Regions from separate parts of the Homo sapiens genome. Here region 2 is linked to region 1. A link is an interaction called in ENCODE POLR2A ChIA-PET data of the cell type or tissue named here. Cell type or tissue: Panc1. All regions are shown on one strand.

Evidence for each region. ChIA-PET counts read pairs that join two places held together with the same protein. Peaks named below come from ENCODE experiments on the same cell type or tissue, not always from the same donor. Only the 100,000 strongest peaks of a DNase experiment are listed, where the experiment ranks them.
Region 2: POLR2A ChIA-PET joins it to region 1 with 15 read pairs; 1 of 35 experiments calls an interaction of 5 or more read pairs at or near these places.

Annotation. Positions count from the first base shown.
Region 1 is chr1:172,214,617-172,222,616 of GRCh38, reverse strand. All of the region lies in intron 14 of DNM3 (dynamin 3), which reads right to left. Among named protein-coding and RNA genes, the nearest start is that of DNM3OS, 74 kb to the right of the region's middle. In Panc1, no CTCF peak of the experiment used is centred here; no DNase peak of the experiment used is centred here; H3K27ac peaks cover 4,162 bases.
Region 2 is chr1:172,368,576-172,376,575 of GRCh38, reverse strand. The region is part of intron 17 of DNM3 (dynamin 3); the gene reads right to left. Among named protein-coding and RNA genes, the nearest start is that of C1orf105, 48 kb to the left of the region's middle. In Panc1, no CTCF peak of the experiment used is centred here; no DNase peak of the experiment used is centred here; H3K27ac peaks cover 5,593 bases.

The DNA of each region.
Region 1 (8,000 bases):
TTTTCTTCTTATGTGGGAGACAAGTGTAAGTGACTGACCACCATTGAAATGACTTTACTAAGTAGACCCCTGTCCTCTTGCTAACCTTTCTCTTTATTCAGCCTCGGAAAATCCAGATGTTTCTTGTTCTCTATAATCACCTTCCTTGATGCAAACCTTGGCCTCTTCACCAACTTCTTGGTATATTCCCTTTCCTTTCCAGGGGCAAAGCCCCAGGGGATCTGTGTTTTTAACCAGTGTTCCAAGTAATTTTTGATATTAGGCAACTTTGAGAAAATCTGTTCAGAATTTCTTCAGGGACCACCTTGAGGAGGCAGGAGAAAAGCAAGAGCTTGGATCATATATCCATCGTGTACATTCTTTATGATGTGAATACCATAGTTTAGGTAGTGATTCTAGCTAAAGCAAGTGGCCATGTTTCTTTCACCTGTTTCACTTAGACCAAGTCTGCACTTAACTCTTCACATGTGGCTTCTACATGAGTTTTCGTCAGAAACAAAGATCCTGTTGCTCAAGATGTTTGAAAATCAGAATTGTGAATCCATTACTATCTCTGACTTTCCTAGTCTCCTTATCTATTCCCATTGAAATAATATACTCGCAATGAGTCTAGAATTCCTCAGCTACTTGATGATTAAGACTTGAACTCTGTTACTGAGGGCTTACTATGTGATAAACTCTATTCTATGCATTGAACAAACCCTACAAAGTCTTTGTCTTTATCTTAATTTCAAACGGGGGATTTAAATAATAAAATAAATAGGTAACTTTTTAGAATATTAGAAAGTATTTAGTGTTATTGGGAAAAATAAATCACAGAAAGAGGAATGGGGAGTCCCAGAATTGGAGAGAGAAAGAGAGATAGCAAGAGAGACAGTGTGGTGTGTGCATGCACATAATTTTAAATAGGAAAGAAGGAAGTCCTCACGAGATGACCACACAGTGAAGCCCTAAAGGAGGCAAGGGAATAAGCAATGTGGATATCTGGAAGAAATGCATTCCCAGGCATAGGAAATCACAGCAGATGTTTACTTAGTATTAGTAGAATGAATGGATAAAAATGTAGGAATTCCTTTACCAAGATAGTTTTCTGCTCTTGGAACCATCTCTCCCATCTCTTCCCTGTGGATTGTTAAAGTGAACGGCATTTGCTTGCATTAAGATCACCACCTAGACTATGGTATTCAAATAATTAAAACATATATATTACAGACATGATCTAAGCTCTTCTTCACAGTTGAAGAAACTGAGAGCCAAAGAGGGCATATGATTTGTCTGAAGTCATAGGGCTAATGAGGGATAGGGTAGAACTAGAGCTCAGGTTTTCTAAATGCCAGCCTCAAGTTGTTTTTGGTTGAGAAGATCTTTTATATATAGACCAGAAATCTAATTGAGTACTTTTCTTATGTAAATGTTTTCTTAGTGAATGTATACTTTTATAATAATAATGTGACCAAGTTTCTTAATAATACATTCTTTTTCTTTGAATACTGCGTCTGAGTTCCCATACCTCCATATGTCCCTATAAGGAGAAAAAATGAAGAAGGAAAAGGGGAGAAGGGAAGAGGGATTGATGAAGGAGAAAATTGAATGAAAAGTAACATGATGTGATACAAGCAACTCTCACGTAATCCCAAATCTTCCTAAACCTTAGTTCTTTCTAATGTTATAAGAATATTTCAACTTCTTAACAATTCTGAAATGGAACAATACATGTATTTTTAAATGAAAACTTTAATGTGCCTATTCTTTATGGCACGCTTTTATTAACAAATAAAGAAGTACTCATCATCGTTATCAATTAATGGAATCTCAACGGGTCAGATTGTGATAGCTTGGTGTTTACTGCTTTAACATGATATCCCCTAAAACTTCAAATCCAAATTCCACCTGGTCATTCTGTCTAGTTCTACTTAAACACACTGCTTTCCCTTCCCATCTTATTTGGTAATGCGATCTCCATTTCCTCTACCATTTAATCTTCCCTGAGAATCACTGCTGTTTCTGACATCTGTTCCTTTCCCATCCGCCTCTGTGAACTGAGATAAAGAGAAAATTTTCAAGAAATATAAAGCTCATCTGTCAACTTACTTCCCCTACCACCTGTCAGAGGCCTCACTGCCTCCCCCATGTGCACTCTTAACTCTACATGCACTTGAAGCATTGATTCTTGAGCTCTCTTTTTTGAGTTTTCCCCCATTCTCCATATTTTTAATATTAACTCTTTGTATATTGTATTTATTCACAATGTATCTGATCACTCCCCATTATAGCCAATTTGTATACAGCTCCTCTGTCATAATTTCTGTTATATCAGAAGGCTGGTATTTCAAGAAACTCCTATCTAGCCCTGAAACTCAAAGGCTCAACTTTAGGGTTTAACCTACAATCTGAGTGTTTGAAGAGATACCACAGCTGCTACAGCTGCCAAAATGGGTATGGAAGCAAACAACCCTTTCTCTTCAATGACATCATCATATTTGTTCATGTCCTTAAAATATTTAGGCTGGATTAATGCAATGAATTCTGGGTTTGCTCTCCTCGAAGACCTCCTGTGAGATTTAGTTAGCTTGCCTACTTTAGAACCCTGGCCAGATGAGCCATGTTTCCCTTACTCTACACAGCTTACTTGCAATCTAGAAAAAGCTGACTTTAAACTGAATTTCTTTTAAAAAATTCCCTGCTCATGTGTATTTTCTCAGGGTCTTCTATTTTGAGAGTAAAATTAAGATATAAATCTCCTATGTAAAATGTACCTTTCCCACCCTCTACTGTCACCCTTCAGGAAAAACAAAACAAAATATCCAAATAGCTTCTTGTTTGCTGGGGAAGGCAGATTTAAATTAAAGGAGCTACAGCCTGGTTTTCTCTAGCTACAAGGAGGGCATGGAAGAGTGCTCTCCATCAAGAACTTTTCTACATCTTCACCTTGTGTCTGTCTCCCTCTGACGCCTCTCAGATTGAGTCTTTTGCGTTCTAAAAAGGTCCAGCACCTCTGTGAAGGCTCCCTTGACTGACTTTCCTCTTCCCTCTCCTACAGTTCACCAGGCCCATTACCCTCATACACACCTAGATGTACACTCTCTTAGCTGGAAAATAGTAGTCACTGTCTTCTCTGTATATAATGCTATAAAAATGATCACTTTACTGTTTCATATCAAGCCTCATTGTTTACAAGTCTATTTTACATATTAGAACTCTTGAGAGCGTCTTCTTTTTTTTTTTTTTTTTTTTTTTTTGAGACAGGGTATTCCTCTGTCACCCAGGCTGGAGTGCAGTGATACTGCAGTGCAGTGATGCAATCTCAGCTCACTGCAGCCTTGACCTTCGGGGTTCAAGCGATCTTCTCACATCAGCTTCCTGAACAGCTGGGACCAGGGGTGCATGCCACCATGCCCAGCTAGTTTTCTTTTATTTTTTATTTTTTGTAGAGATGAGATCTTTCTATGTTGCCCAGGCTGGTCTTGAATTCCTGGGCTCAAGCAATTCTCCTACCTCAGCCTCCCAAAGCACTGCGATTACAGGCATGAGCCATTGTGCCCAGACAAAGGTTTCAATTTTCACGCTTCCAGATACCATGCCTAACACATTACATAAACTCAAGGCAAGTTTGTTGAAATAATTAATTTAATTTTTAAAACTAAAGTATTAATAATGCATGCACATGATAACAGTTCATAGTTTTGAAGAAGGTGTGATGAGAAGCAAGTCTCCCGCTCCAACCCTCTTTACCTCTACTTCAAAGAGAAATTTCTTTTAATTTCTCTTTAGATATTCTGATCCATAACACTATATTATATGCTTATACTTTTACTTCTCAACTTAACCACTTTAGACAACAGTTACTGACTCTTCTTATTAAAGAGGAGGTTATAGCTCACTCATAATACCTCTTAAAGTTTTCCTCCCAACAGTCAATAGATATGCAAGTCCACAATTCCTTATCTGAAGTCCTTGGAGCCACATATATTTCAGAATTCAGATTTTTTTTAGAATTTATAAAGGTAATATTTTGTATATATCATATACCACAAACCCCCACGTTTCTATAGTAAAATATGCAAATACTCACTTAAGTGGGATAAATATTGTAAATAACATCATATTAGTGCAAATCAGATATGCCAACAAAAAACTTGCCAAAAGTTGTCTTCTTCACCTTGTTACAGTGAAACCACAAATTACCTCAATTCCTCAGTCCTCCTTACCCTTACTCATTAATTTTAATGTTACCAGTGTAACAAAGAACAAAATTCTTTCACTTTAAAAAAAAAAATCTTCATGTACATAATCCAAACCCAAACCATCCAATTATTTAGTTTCTATTAATCTCACTATTTAATTCTCATTGGGCTACAGAGCTATTTTCTTATTAATTGCTTTTCTTAAGAGTCTGGCTCAACATGCCAGTGTTCTTCTTTTACTCTCTTCCTATTTGACTGTTCACTAAAGTACTCTCTGTAATGATATAACACTGAGATTATGTCTAGAGAATAGAATTAAATTCCACAAATGAAAAGGACACTTTTGAAACCCTCAAACATGTAGGAAACATTTTAAATAGCGGATAACCAGATTCTATAGACCATAATCTATTTTAGCAGGAATAAATATACTACAGAAATTTTTCCTACCTCATTATCTAAAATACGCTGAACAAATATAGAATGTTATTCACTATAAAACTAGCTTATAATAATTCAGGAAAGACACAGCTGTTAACCATTCTAGTTTAAAATATGATCATGAACATAAGAAGACAGGTAGTTTATGTATTTTTCCAAATGCACTCATTGTGATTTCCCTCCCACAACCATCCCATACATTTCTTTACAAAGTTTTGTCTATTCCTCTCAGTCTTTTTCCTGAGAGGAAGTCAACCATAGAATAAACTTTGGTTGATAGGCTGTAGTTAAAAAAGTAAGGAGAGAGTGGAGCACTGCCTGGTATATAGTAGATTGTAAGATACAGGCTAAATTTTCAGAAACAAAATTAGGAGAAGAAGAAAGAGAGTTTGAGAATAGAAACAACAAATGATCGAATAAGAGGCAGTGGGCACAAGAAAATAAAGTGTGAAGACAAAAGTCTATGAGGAAACACATCTCTAATGGAAAAGAGGCCTCCAGTCCATTTAGAGCCTTGTCCCATTGAATCTTCACTTACCGCTACACAAAAGGAGCCAGTAGGAGATTTTAAATATCTCTGAGAGTAAAGGACTGAACACAATTGGTTGGCAGGCCCCAGCCATACCAATACATGGCTTTCCACGAACCATGTTGTTTTTGGATCTCTGAAAGTAGCTTTTTAGTGCTGTTGCTCCTCAAAGGGACAGGGACCAGCAGCAAAATAAGAGTTAGTGGAAGTGCCCAAGCTCAGAAAGATTTCTCCACCTTTCCATATTTTAAGGGATAGTAGTGATGCTCTAAGAGTGAGGTGTAAGGAGGCTGAAGAAGGTGAGAGCATCTTAAATGCCACTATGTGGCTCATAGTGCTTGTGGACTATAATTATAGTGAGAACATTGTTTTATTAAGAAAGATTCCATTGATATTGTAACCAATAACTATAAATGTGTCACCCCAATTAATAAACTGAGATTCTTGCAAAGCTTTTAAATGACCTAATTTTTGAAAGATCAGAAATTTGGTTGGCTGGTAGTGAAATGAAATTTTAGTGTCATTTCCAGAATCCATTATGATAGTAAATATCTAGATACATATCCAATTACAGAGGGAAAATCTCTAGGTGGGAAAATTGGCTTATCTTGACTTTGAAATATGAACATAAACAAAGGTCACAGACATATTCAACAATTGCTTTGTGCTTTGTGTGGTTGCAGCATGTGTGTGTGTGTGTGTGTGTGCATGTGTGTGTGTGTATTCCCTCTACTCCCATTTCTTTTCTATGTTTATCCTAAAGAAACTTTAGCAATCACAGAAGTAAAAAGAACGTTACATTTGCCCAAGGAGTTAAATTCCATTTATAAGAAAGAAGCACTTACTAAAATGGATTAATCATTTTTCTCCAATTTGGCCTTGAGTGTTTCCAAGTAACCTTTTGAATTTAAGAGATCAACAAGTAGTTTTCGGCTTCAGACATAAACTGATAAATTGAAGTCTTTTATCTAGTCATGACTTTAGCATCCATCACAAATGACGAAGCCAGGTTTTTATTTCTGCTTATTTTTAAATGGGGAGGGAAAATTTTCAGGAATAAATAGATCAATACTCACTGGTTAATGGGCAGTGTAATCACTACTATGGTAGACCATGCCTCAGATAAAGTCACTAATAAGGAAGTCAAGTACTTCACATTTTACACAGACTTGTCTTTAAACATTTTTAGGGATAAACTGTATAAAATACATGTGAATCTTCCAAGGGAATTATACCTTCGATGGAGAAGCCACTCCTGAATATGATTTCCCAATAGATTATTATATTTGGATGAGATATGGAATGCTGCATCTAATTTTATAACTAAATGGTAAATTTCTTGATTCTGTTCAAGTTTTCTTATGCCTCTGATTTCCTTGACAGCAGGTTTGAAAAATATATGTCTGCAGCTTTGTTCTACCCCTGATCTGGTCCCTTACTTTTCTTTTTTTTTTTTTTAATTTTATTATTATTATACTTTAAGTTTTCTTTCTTTTTTTTTTAAAGAGAGTGTTAAGAATAAATTATAAATTGAATTATCAGATATTTTCAAGAAAATAACTCAAGGCTTTATAACTCTTTAGGATTTATAAGAGCCAAATCTGCTTAAAATTAGAATTAAGCCTCATGGCCTAAAGATTCACACAGTGGTTCAACAGCTAGGTTTCTGACGCATCAATTACCTGGCTCTGCCTTGTAAGCAGTCACAGGGACTAACTCTTAGTTAGTTCCAGTAAGAGAAGATGACTATTGAGTCCAACGAATATGTACAATTTCAAAAGAAAATTTATAGTTTTACCTTAAAAATTTGTTTTTGCTATTCCTCTCATTTTTTTATCTTCCAATTTTTGCTCTGATATCTTCCAAAGCTTTTATCTTCCAATTTTTTTCTCTGATAAAATTAACTGCCTCTGATTTCCCTGATTTTCAACCTTTGGATTGCTCCTTAATTTAAAACATACATACATAATAAAGACTGGAGCTTGAAAACTTCGCTAAGTTTATGTCATCCTCTTTGGGTTCTTATGCATTCAAAAATCATTCTATTTCCCAGCAAGCATACCTTATTTGATGCCCATAGAGATCTGTGCATGTGGACACCGGGGCATATGCACATACTACTTATAACCAAGAATTTAAGTTTGCACTCCAAAGAGAAGTTACCAAATGGCAGCATTTCTGGAGAACATTGTTATTTTATATGTTCCAGAAGCCAAGAGGATTCAAGTTGCTATTCAAAAGTGCAATAGACATGGTCTCTGCCCAATCAGCTTGGAAACAATGACTACTAAAAGAGTCTACACATATTGGCCAGGATTATTACAGTCAGAACCAATACTAAAATGTTCCACTGAAATATCCGAACACTCGTCTTTAGGTTTAAATGTGCTTACTTGATATTTGTTGAGCATCTATAATTGAAATTTCCAAATAGTTGCATATTGTTTATGAAATTGGTCTCAGTTTCCTAACAGTATTAACTTACGTTAACATATGTGAATATTTACTAGGTAAGGATCAATTACTTCGGCACTTTACACCATAGATCTGTTTTCTGCATTTTTGTCTATTTGGTCCTTTCTCTGATCAATATGCCCTCCACTGGCAGCTGTAAAAGGAAAGAAGGACTAATTTAAAATACACTAATTGCAGGTATTTTCTCATTCTCTCAGTGTTACTATTGAAAAAAAATGGCTGATTTATAAGTATTAATTTTTTCAGCGATCTTTCTATACCCACACTCCTATGCATTTACTTTTAAATTTATATCCTAGCTTGTTCCCAGTCATTTTTATAGCTGCAGGATATTAACTATAGTATATAATAATTAAGTTACTGTAAGATTC
Region 2 (8,000 bases), 150 kb before region 1:
ATAAATGGAATTTTTCTTTTACGTGAGTAATTGCAGAGAGCAACACTTCCTTTTCTCTAACCCCAGTTCTAACCAAATTCTCCATTGTGCTCTTTTCTGTATGTATATTGTGTATGACTATATTTTTTCTTTGTTTAAATTATAGGATTGCAATAAGGTTCTTTGCAGTTGAAGCACTGAAATGACAGCTGTTTATCATTATCCTCATCAAGGAAATGTAAAATAAAAATAGTAATTTGTCTCTGATCTTTGAGGCAAAAAAGAATGGTCTGCAAACATTTAACCTTTTATGTGCAGGTTCAATGATGCTGTTTAAAAAACGTGAATAATATTGTAGAAACCAGCTTGTTTCTAAAAAATACAATAGACAGTCCTTCCTATTGCAGTTTTTAAAAATAGCTATTGAGAAATCTAATTTAACCAATAAAAACACCAGCATTGTAAATGTGAAGTCATTTATAAAAATTACCATAACTTACTTTCTCCGAAATTATTTGCATGGTATTTAAGAAACAGGCTGTTATATAAAGTTTTAAGTTATTTAAAACATATTTTTATAACTACTATTATTATTTTTGTTTTTAGAGACAGAGTCTTGCCCTGTCATCCAGGCTGAAGTGCAGTGGCGTGATCATAGCTCACTGCAGTCTCGAACCCCTGAACTCAAGGGATCCTCCCATATAGCTGTAACTACATGCCACGCCCAGCTAATTTTGCCTTTTTTTTTTTTTTAGAGATGGGGTTTTGTTATGTTTCCCAGGCTTATCTCAAATTCCTGGCTTTAAGCGATGGTCCCGCCTCAGCCTCCCAAGTAGCTGAAAATTTTAATTTAAAAGCTTTCTTTTAAAGGTTTACTACTTTAACAGGTGAGGGAATGAAAGTGTTGAATCAGAAATAATTCTCACCATACCTTGGGGCGTCTATTATAGAAGCACTGGGCTTGACTGGAATGTCTTTCAGGTGTTTTGTTTTTGTCTTTTCCCTTTCCTTAAATCTCTTATTTAATCATGTCATAGACTTATTTGAAGACTTTTTCTTAGTAAATCAGGTCATCACGATGAAAACACTGTTACCATGGTAACGTACCTGTGAATTTTTCCAGCCCTACATTATCAAGAATGGTTTCACTGAAAACCTCTCTCCACTGCCAATCATTCACTTCTAATTTGATGAGGCTGGAAGGGTATGGGTTAAGATAGTGTTGATGATGCTCACCCCACCACCAACAGTGGTCTACAAATACTGTGAGACAAAACATGTGTTTCCAAAAGCTACCAGGATGACCAAATATAGTCCTATGAGAAATGCCTTACAGACATAAAACAATTGTGCTATTGATCATGATGAAGGCTGTTTTTGACTCAGAGCGATTCCTCTGCTACTGTTAATTCTGTAACACCATCATCATCATGTTTACATACTCAAATAATGAAATACTATAATCACAAGAAAAACCCCCGTGGTTTCATTTATAAGAAGATAACACTTAAAGATTAGGGGGAAAATGACACAAGAGTAATCTATATTTTAGGAATTCTACTTCCATCACCTAAAAACTTGTAACTGTAAAGAAATTTTAAATTATTGTATCCTTTATACTATTTGTTTAACAGGCACTTTTAAAGCTCATTCAGTTTAGAATCAGGGTATTAAGGGATTATAAGGTCTACGCAATAAAGAACTAGGTCTGTTTACAAAGATTGAAAGATGGACAAAGGTATGAAACAAAAATCACAGATATTGTAAAGCAAAATCTGTCAATTGTTTTGTTCTTCAAAATCATTTACATGGATGAGTATAGATGCACTATATCAAAGTTAATAAAGTCCTAGAGAAAGCAGGGGCAATAAAATTCAAATAATATGAAAGCAGCATGGGCCGTCATAATAAACTACATAGCAAAATAATAGCATAGGTATGCAGTTGATCTTATTTACCTTTTCTTTACATTATGAGGAAGAAAATCTTTCAAAGTTCAATGTAAATACAATTACACTTGCTTTACATGTAAAAACTTCTTAGTAAAAACAAAATAATACAAAGCATTAAAGCAACCAAAAAAACCACACACAACTGTAAAATTCTGTGAGTAGAATCATTTCTTTCTGGAGTACAGAAGAAAAACGAAGCCGTTAAAAAAGCAGCTATAATCAGGGGTTTTAAGCTTCCCTGATGTTCACTGAATACTGTAGTTGATAAAGCTGTCACCTACATCCAACTACAGAACTCCCGAAAGGCCTGAAGATAACTTTTTCAACTATTCCTACACATGAATTACTGAGTGCACCTTCTCAGACATTCCCAGGGCCCAAGAGCCTTAGTAGATGATCAAGATTAAAAAAAGACCTGAAGGCTGTTTTAGGAAATTTAAGTTAATTTTTGTTGAAAGGAAAGATGAAAACAAAATCAGAAGAAATTTGCTAGGTTGAGCTGTTGCAAATTTCTTGTTTCCAATATTCAAAGATAGAACATTATGTGATAATAGCACCAGACCACAGCTGAGTCATCATACAGACAACACGTACATGTCCCAAAGTTGGGGAGCTACTTCCAAAGTTGCCAAAACCAGAACTTCTTCTGTCACTGTAAATGCTCATACCCAACTAAAAAATAAATTAAAATTTAAAGGAGCTTATCTCAATTTAGGCAAACCTTTAGTTTACAGAAAAATAACTTTGTGAAGATGATAAAAATATACTGAGAGTTCTATAACTACTAATATTCTGAAGAAGATTGCTTAGACAAAGATCTATATTCTTGGAGTAATAATCATTGGGTCTGGAGTTTTTTTTCTTTTGTTACTTCTCTCTCTCATTCTTCTGAAATTGAATGTGTGTATGTTGCCTGTTTGACAATCTGGAGGATGTAAAGTACAAAAAAACAAAACTATCTTTGCTTTACCCTAATTCTGGTATTTACCTTGGCTATCAGATTTGTCTACATTTTATAAAGTGGCAAAAACAAAGAGAGTCAAGATTGCTTAAAGATCAACAACTATGGCTGCATTTATAATAAAAATTAAAACTATTCTAAGGCAAATTTTATAGAAGGATGCAATTATTATTTGAAACAATTCTGTATTATTTTAAATTTTGTAGTGTATCAGATTGTCCTGAGTGCTTTATTAATAAGATTTGTAAGTATTACGTGAGGTGTAAGAGATAAAGCTGATGTTGGTTTTTAAAAGCTTTTTTCCTTAGACTATTTTTAAAGTAGTTTAGGAGAAGAAATCAGATTGCAACTGCTAGTAAACATTAATGAGTTTATAAGTCTAAATGACTTTTATGACTGGGATCAAGATGTTTCTTTACAAAGCAATAAGGTGACAGGAGACTAAAGATGCGAATTTTGCTAAGAAAGCATTATTACTGCATGTATTTACATTGTCCCTCAAATTTCTCTTTTTTTAACCATGGCTTCAAAATTTCTACAAATACTATTGTTAGTGAGTACTATGTTTTTTCCTCTGCCAATTGTTTATGTCTATTTAATCCATATAAACACTTTTAGAATAGACATAATGCTTTCTGAATTAAAGGTGTTTTAGTTAAATGAAATATTTGATAAAATGGCTTTTCTTAAAAATTCTCATCACAGGCCATGGTGGCTTGTGCCTGTAATCCTAACACTTTGGGAAGCCAAGGTGGGTAGATCACTTGAGCTCATGAATTTGAGACCAGCCTGGGCAACATGATGAAACCTGGTCTCTACAAAAAATTTAAAAATTAGCCAGGCATACTGGTGCATGCCCGTAGTTCCAGATACTCAGGAGGCAGAGGTAGGAGGATCACTTGAGCCTGGGAGGCAGAAGTGGGAGTGAGCCGAGATCACACCACTGCACTTCAGCCTGGGTGACAAAGCAAGACTCTCTTTCCAAAAAAAAAAAAAAAAAAAAAAAAAATTAATTACAAGATTTCATACTACATTGGGGGCCAAATGAATCAAAAGTGATATGGTAACATTATCTATCTAATTAAATATAATTTCTAGCAATATTCTTTAATCACTTATAAACTACCTGGCAATAAACATAAAATAGAAAGGGCATGACACATAGTTTTAGAGGGTTCATAAATGAATGCATATGGCTTAAGGTAGCATATAAGATAGCTTCACATAACATCAAGGTGGTATGTTTAAGATAAAAGATGAATTAAAAATAAATGAAATAATTCTGGATGGTAAATCTTGCTGTTTTAATAGAATTCTTGTCAAATTTAATTATATTTTTCATATTATTGTGAATACCATATTCTACCATCTGTAGGAGGATTACCAAATCACAGAAGCTATAAGAAAAACTGGATCATACACCTATTTGCAGAATTCATCAAATATAAGTTTGTAGGGACATGGATGAAATTGGAAATCATCATTCTCAGTAAACTATCGCAAGAACAAAAAACCAAACACCGCATATTCTCACTCCTAGGTGGGAATTGAACAATGAGATCACATGGACACAGGAAGGGGAACATCACACTCTGGGGACTGTTGTGGGGTGGGGGGAGGGGGGAGGGATAGCATTGGGAGATATACCTAATGCTAGATGACGAGTTAGTGGGTGCAGCACACCAGCATGGCACATGTATACGTATGTAACTAACCTGCACAATGTGCACATGTACCCTAAAACTTAAAGTATAATAATAAAAAATAAATAAATAAATAAATAAATAAATAAAAAAGTAAAAAAAATAAAAAATAAAAATAAAAATAAATAAAAATAAAAATAAAAATAAAAATATCTGCCTGACTTAGACAGAATACCCTGAATGCTCAATCCACTTTGGTTTGAGGGAAATGTGGAATAGTGATTAACAGTATGAACTACGGAATTAGATGACCTGTATTATATCTTGGCTCTGTCACTAATAAGCTTTGTGACTTTAGTGAGGTTAGTTAAGAAGTTACTCAACCTCTCTAAGCCTTAATTTCTGTGCTTATAAGTGGAGGTAATATATGCACATTATACATTTTATAGGACAGGGCAGGTGTGATATCACCAAGTGAGAATAATGCAGAAAAGGCACTTACCACAGTGTCAGACATATAGTAGTGCTCAAAAAAAGTGAACCATTTTTATTATTTGAGATAAATGATGTAAATGACATAAGCGACATCTCAGTTTACAATATTTATATATACGAGCTTGAATTAAAAAAAGAATTCAGAAGGTTCCTTGCAGACAGACTCTCCTTCTTTAAGCGTGTTTTCTAAATCAGAGAAATAAATCAGGCTACAATCTTACTAATGAACATTTGTGGGTTTATTATACCAAATGTGTCAGATTCTTTGCTACCTATCTGAATATGAGAACACTGACAATCTTCAGAAGCCCTTTCAGTTGTCAGCCCTGACATTTTGCAACTGGGAGAAAAGGAAAATGTATTTAAGTCAAAACTATTCCAAAATAGCAGGTATTTAAGGAGCACCAATTCACTGCAAGAATTCAAGAGAATTCTGCTAGACATGCTAGAAAAAGAATAGAGCATTAATGAATGAGAAAGTGGGCTAAAAGTGATGGCTTTTGAGAATTATTCCAAAGACTTTGTGATTCAGTAGTGTGTCAAACCCACAGATACAAACACTTCTATTCGTTCTGAAATTACCAGGCTGTAAAGAAAGATATATAGATTTGCTGGTCAAAAGACAAAAATAATAGCTTTCTCTGAAATGTTCCTAGGAAGGCAGACAAAGAAAATAATTAACAGTCATCAGTTTTCAAATGCCTTCACATATACCATCTCAGTAGATCCTCACAAATATCTTGTGAGACAGAAGTACAGGGAGAAATAAATGATATGGTATGGAGTTAGACCAGTTGCTTCTACCACTTACTAACTCTGGAGTCTTGGGCAGGTTAATTAATCTCTGTGTGCTTCAGTTTTCTCTCAAATAGAGTAATACTACTACCTAAAATCTTCAAAGGGTTGTTGTATGGATTAAATAAATTAGTAGTGTAGAAATTCAGAAGAGTACCTGGCACAAAATAATCACTCAACAAATGTAGGCTGTTATCCTCTCTTTTGTAGAAAGAAGAAATTAAAGAAAAGGTAAGGGCTATGCCTGAGATCATAAAGATAGTAAGATCAAAATAGAACTCTGGTCTAATTTTCTTTGTGCACATTTCATCTTCTTTATATAGCATCTCACTGCTTTTGCTTATTAGCAATACCAAAATAAAACTTAGTACTAAAAGGGAAATATAGTAGAAAATGGCAAATTATTTAAAATGAGAACTTTTTCTTATTCTTTCAACAGGTGATGATACAGTGTTTTGGTGTCCCAAAGAAATAAAATCCAGCACTGTCCAATTGAAGTATAATGCAAGCCACATTTCTAGTAGCCATATTTTAAAAAGTAACAATAAAGTGTTGAAATTTACCTTAATACTGCCTTTTTTAACCAAATAGGTCCAAAATATTATTATTTTGACAGGCATTATGAGTTGAGTTGTGTCCCCCACAAAATTCATGTTGAAGCCCTAACCAGCAGTACCACAGAATGTGACTATATTGAGAGATGGGGTTTTAAAAGAAGTAATTAAGTTAAAATGGTTTCATTAGGGTGGGCCCTAATCCAATATAACTGATGTTCTTATAACAAGAGGCAATATGGACATGGGCACACACAGAGGGAAGATCATGTGATGACATGAGTCAAGAAGAGAGGCCTCAGAAGAAACCAACCTGACAACACCTGGATCTCAGACTTCTACCTTCTAGAATTGTGAAAAATACATTTATCTTGCTTAACCCACCTAGTCTATGATAATTTGTTATGGCATCTCTAGCAAACTAATACAATATGTAATCAATTAATGAAAATAAAATGTATTAATAAGATATTTTGCATTCTTTTATTGTAGAAAGTATTGGAAATCTAATGTATATGTTACACTTACAGCACATCACAACTGGAACTAGCCACATTTCTTTCTCTTGCCAAATAGTACTGGCTAGAACTTCCAGTACTATGTTAAATAAGAGTAGAGAAAGTGGACATCATTGTCTTGTTCTAGTTCTTAGAGAAGGAGCTTCCAGATTTTCCTTGTTTAGTATGATGTTAGCTGTGGTTTTGTCATATAAGCCCTTTATTGTGTTGAGTTAAATTCCTTCTAATTTATTGAGAGTTTTTATCATGAAGTGATGTTGAATTTTGTAAAAATTTTTATCTGTATCTATTGAGATGATTATATTGTTTCTGTCCTTCATTCTGTTGATGTGATATACCACATTTATTGATTTGTATATGTTGAACCATCCTTGCATCCTTGAGATAAATCCCACTTGATTATGGTGTATAATCTTTTTGATATGCTGTAGTATTCAGTTTGCTAGTATCTTGTCAAGAGTTTTTGCATCTATGTTCATCAGGGATATTGGCCTGTAGTTTTCTTTTTTTTCTTGCATCCTTCTCTGGTTTGGCTTTGTAATGCTGGCCTCATGGAATGAGTTTGAAAAAATTCCCTTCCATTTTCTGAAATAGTTTGAGAAGAATTGGTGTTAATTCTTCTTTTAAGGTTTGGTAGAATTCAGCAGCAAAGCCATTTGGTCCTGGGCTTTTCTTTGTTGGGAGACTTTAATTACTGACTCAGTTTCGTTACCGAATTGTTGTTCTGTTCAAGTTTTCCATTTCTTCCTGGTTCAATCTTGGTAGCTTGTATGTGCCCAGGAATGTATCCATTTCTTCTAGGTTTTCCATTTTTTGGTATATAATTCTTCATAAAAGTCTCCAATAATCCTTTGTATTTCTGAAGTATCAGTTGTAATATTTCTTTTTTGTGGTATCAGTTGTAATGTTTCATTTTTTCATTATGGATTTTATTTATTTGGGTCTTTTTGTCTTAGTTTAGCTAATGGTTTGTCAATTCTGTTTATCTTTTCAGAAAACCAACTTTTTGTTCCCTTGATCTTTTGTATTGTTGTTTTAATCTCTGTTTCTGCGCTGATCTTTATTATTTCTTTCCTTCTAATTTTGGGTTTGGCTTATTCTTG